2 separate regions of the Homo sapiens genome follow, and region 1 is linked to region 2. A link is an interaction called in ENCODE POLR2A ChIA-PET data of the cell type or tissue named here. Cell type or tissue: OCI-LY7. All regions are shown on one strand.

Region 1 (2,500 bases), 120 kb after region 2:
CTGGGATTACAGGCGTGAGCCACTGTGCCCAGCCCAATGCTTTCTTTTCTAATCATATATTCTGGTCATATATATTTCTGATATATATTCTTTATATATGTAAATATATATTTTCAGCATTTACATTATACCGTATTTACTATTTGTATATTTTCAACCTTCCTTTTTCTCTTAATATACTAAAAATATTTGTGTATTTAAATATTCTTTTTCTACATGACTTCAAAACAACACATTTGTGTACTTAATACATGAAATATTTATTATACAGACACGTAAAAGGGAATGTATTGTATATACTGTTTTACATTGGACTTTTTCCGCTTATTACATTGTGAATATCTTTTTACATTATTAATTATTGCTCTAAGACATCATTTTTAGTAACTGCTGTGTTCCATTATACAAGTGTAATTTATTTAGCTAATTCTCAGCTGTAGAAAATTTATGAGGCCAGTTGCGGTGGCTCACGCCCGTAATTCCAGCACTTTGGGAGGCCGAGGCGGGTGGATCACAAGGTCAGGAGTTTGAAACCAGCCTGGCCAACATGGTGAAACCCCGTCTCTACTAAAAATACAAAAAATTAGCCAGGCGTGGTGGCACTTGCCTGTAATCCCAGCTACTCGGGAGCCTGAGGCAGGAGAATCACTTGAACCCGGGAGGTGGAGGTTGCAGTGAGCCGAGACCACGCCACTGCACTCCAGCCTGGGCAGCAGAGTGAGACTCTGTCTCAAAAAAAAAAAAAAAGAAAATTTTTTTCAGGCTAGAGTACTAGAAGTGGAATAGCCAAATCAAAGTGAATGCACAATTTTAAGGATTTTGATATGTATTTCCAAAATACCCCATACAAAAGTTATTCCAATAGATGCTGTCACTAATAGCATATTAGAGTAACTTTCCCTGAAACTTTCCCCACCCTTGCAACCCCAGGTATCATTTTTCTCAAGGTCTGGTCTAACAAGTATTAAATGTGGTTTGGTTTTAATTTAAATGTCTTTGGTCGCCAGTGAGGTATGCAGTTTGGAATGATTCCACACTTCCCATGGCACCGTTCTAGGTCTCTGGGCTCTGATCTGCTTGGTGAATCCTTCGCAGTGTTCCTCAGGACAGCTGCGCGCCCTTCTGAGTGCAGGAGGGCAACTCTATCCTGCTCTCAACCCTGGGCTCAGCTACCAACCACTACAGCTTGTGTGGCTGGAGAACCCTTAAAACCCAACCACCAGGGGGCAGAAGAGGTCAGGGTTTATTATGACGGGCATTTATTTGTTTATTGAGACGGAGTCTCGCTCAGTCGCCCAGACTGGAGTGCAGTGGCGTGATCTCAGCTCACTGCAACCTCTGCCTCCCAGGTTCAAGAGATTCTCCTGCCTCAGCCTCTCGAGTAGCTGGGATTACAGGCACGTGTCACCATGCTTGGCTAATTTTTGTATTTTTAGTAGAGACAGGGTTTCACCATGTTGGCCAGGCTGGTCTTGAACCCCTGACCTCAAGTGATGCACCTGCCTCAGCCTCCCAAAGTGCTGGGATTACAGGTGTGAGCCACCTCACCTATGACGGGCATTTTACTGAAGAAGAAACCAAAGGCTTTCCCAAAATCACACAGCAATGACTGACAGAACCGAAAATAGAACCCAGGTCTTCTAACTCCACATCTGGTGCCTTTTCAGGACCTCTGAAGTTAGAGACAAATAAAGAAGGTGGGAAGTGGTGGAAACAGTCTCAAGGCATTTCTCCTTTGACAGATATTCAGATAACCATTTTTTATGATCATAAAAAGGTTGAATCTCATTTAACACATATTTATAAAGCTCCCACTACATATCTAGAAGGGCAATGTGGATACAGCAGGGAGCAAGAGCATTCACAATTCCTGCCCCGGTGGAGCTTCTCATAATGCGGCAAGGATACCCGCTTCCAGTGACACAGCTTCTGCGTTCACATCTTGGCTCTATCACACAATAGATATAGGAGGCCGGGCACATCACTTAAAAAGGTCCACTTCTAAATGTCCCCATCTCTGTGGTGGGGACAATAATCATACCTGATAGGTAAAGTTATAGGATTCAGTGAGATGACACATGTAAAAGCCCAGCATACGTAGTCAGTGCTTGCAAATATTAACCATGATTATTACTGTAATTCTCAAGTGGAACCTCTACAGATGAAACCATTTACATTATTAGTAACAATGGCAACTATTATTGAGTGACCATTTATTGAGTGCCTATAAATCAGCGCGGACTTCAATACTTTCCTAAACTTCCTTGATGGTAATAATCCTCTGGGATGCTTTCTTTTTTTTTTAAAAGGAAAAATTCCCAGATTCTCCGATCTCTTTGAGTCGGGAGTTCCTCTAGAGGGCCTTGGGAATCTATTTGTTTTTAAATTTATCATTTTAGCCATTTTTAAATGTACAATTTAGTGGCGTTAAGTACATTCACACTGTGCAGCCACCACCATCCGCCTCCAGAACTCTTTTCATCTTCCCAAACTGAAACTC
Region 2 (2,500 bases):
ATGAAGAGCAGAACGTGTTATAATCTAACAGATGGCGAGCCCTTCATCACACTGTCTCATAGAGAGACCTCTAACTTCCCAGTTCAGTCTATCTGTGGCCCTACATGTTTGAGCCTCACTCTCCTCAAGCCTGGGGCAATGAAATATTAAATATGGACTTGTAGAGAAAGGCCCAATTATCTCCATAATTGACAAAGGAAAGACGTCTTGCAACTACTGTTGTTACGAAAAGGAAAATCATTCTTCTAAGCACAGGTTGAACTGCTCAGCTTCACTTCCTTTGTGTGCCAATAATAACGTCAGAAGATGTCAGAGTCAGGTCAAAATAAAAAGGGGAGTGAGAGCATGTGGAACATTCCTTCCCTTCCCGAATCAGGTGATGTGCAAAATAGAAGTTTCACAAATGTGGAAGAAGGAGAGAAGGTTTAGAAAGAAGGAAGAATGATGGGATCATCTTAGTTTTCTTCGACTCTGAATTTTGTAACCTTGAAAGGATATGACTTGGCTTTTTGTATCATATTTTTCAGCTACTTCTAACTTGTTATACCATCAGCAGTTAAAGACAGCAGTATGGATGTTGAACAAAGATAGAAACTGTACTGGAGTGGAAAATATTTTCCATAAAGGCTGGACGGAGCACCAATGGCTTTGCTGTGGCTGTTACTGTAGTCCGAGGCTGGAGCAGGATTGTCATCAATACCACACTTCCAGTGAGGGCAGCAGAAAAGATTTCCCTGTGGTTCTCCAAAACCTGAAAGTCTCCCCGTTTATAACCGACTCCATAGAGTAATTTTGCTCATTGTTATTGTTTAAAAAACCTACTATCTATCTACATATGTATCTATCCAGATAATCTTTTGTGTACATAAAATCACAATTTTTATGACACTCTCATCCATGTCTGTGGGAGAGTGAAATGGCACCTTTGGAGAATACCCTAGCAATAGGGATCAAAAGCTTTAAAGAGTACAGTTTTTACCCCAGCAATTCCAATTGTAGGAGTTTTTTCTAATAAGGAAGGATATGCACAAAGACCTATTAGAAAGATGTTTTTGGCAATGCTGTTTACAGTAGTAAAACAGTGAATACAACCTATAGGACCAACAATAGTGAACTGGTGAATAAAGTACAGTGCAAAAATATAAGGGAATACTGTATGAATAGTCAAACTATTATAGAGATGAGTTTCCTGGCATATAAAGATGTTTGTACTATAGTTAGAAAATTAGACTATAAAACAAAATATACAATGCCATTTTTTAGTAAATTATTACCCAAAATGTTATATATCTACATAAATATATAGATGCTCAGAAAAAAATCCTACAAAGGCAGACACCAAATTATGTATAATGGTTGCTTCTGGATAGTAGGATTCTGGGTTTGCTTCTCTTTGCTAATCTGTATTCTCTGATTTTTCTGCAATGACTATGTATTATTTGGGTAGCAAAAAATTATTTTGAAATTGAGAAAAGCACCAGGCACATCAAGGTAAGGAGTAGTGGCAGTTATTCACTTTCGTTTCCTGTCTTGGGGGAAATCCTGATGATTCTGGTAGACCAGATATCCCTGAAGTACCACTTCAGCTTTTCAAGGGGGGAGAAAGTAGTCACGAGAAGTCTGCCTCCATTTTTCTTTCATATCCCGGATGGAAATCAACACCCTCTGTCGAGTTGAAGTCACACAACTAAAACTGACCTTTGAAACCAGAAGGACTACACCATATTTTTTTTGGAAATGGATGCCAGCGTAGCAAAGCATCAAAGGAGTTGTCTGTGTCATATACTGTCCTTACCCTGTGATTTCCTGATGCATATCTTTGGTTATTGCTTTTTTCTTATCAACTGTCAGATAGTTAATACTGCCTAGCTTTTCAGGCCCCCATTCAGAGGACTCTGAATATACAGGCCCCACACCATGAAATAACAATCTAATGGACTCACACGTTCAGCTTCAGTAGATTCCTTCATCTCAGAGGTTTCATTTGCCACTTCCATGGTCCAACAGGTAAGGCTGCTACCTGCTTCTCAGACAAACCCCAAACACACACCTCTACCCTCTTCATAAGGGATATATCCCGTGTTTTAGAATAAACCACTCTCAATGGATAAACATATTTTCAATTATCAACTTAAAAATGCAAATATCAAGTGAAAAATGTTTTTCATCTAGATATTAGGTGGATCCTAGAGCCTATAGGTTTTAAAAATTAGAACCCAAAAGTAAGAGATTCAGATAAGCCACCTGTATCAGGGATGATTTAAGAGCGAGCTTGCATAACGAAGAGATGGGCTAGCTCGGTGCTCCTCAAACTTTCAGTACATACAACTTACTGGCCTCAGGAGGCCTGGGATTCTGCATTTCTAACAAGCTCCTGGTGATGCTGATGCAGTGGTCCCTGGACCACACTCTGAGCAGCAAATTTTCCAGTTTGGTGATTTTATACGCTCTACCAGGCCATTAACACCTTCCCTGGGCAGCTGACAAAATGTGAAGCAAG

Evidence for each region. Peaks named below come from ENCODE experiments on the same cell type or tissue, not always from the same donor. Only the 100,000 strongest peaks of a DNase experiment are listed, where the experiment ranks them.
Region 1: POLR2A ChIA-PET joins it to region 2 with 5 read pairs; 3 of 35 experiments call an interaction of 5 or more read pairs at or near these places.

Annotation. Positions count from the first base shown.
Region 1 is chr13:51,119,786-51,122,285 of GRCh38, reverse strand. It overlaps a transcript of C13orf42 not described here. Among named protein-coding and RNA genes, the nearest start is that of C13orf42, 9.8 kb to the right of the region's middle. In OCI-LY7, a CTCF peak has its summit at 1,199 (motif pointing right); a DNase peak (open chromatin) is centred at 1,205.
Region 2 is chr13:51,238,165-51,240,664 of GRCh38, reverse strand. All of the region lies in intron 2 of FAM124A (family with sequence similarity 124 member A), which reads right to left. Among named protein-coding and RNA genes, the nearest start is that of FAM124A, 17 kb to the right of the region's middle. In OCI-LY7, no CTCF peak of the experiment used is centred here; a DNase peak (open chromatin) is centred at 1,544; H3K4me3 peaks cover 381 bases.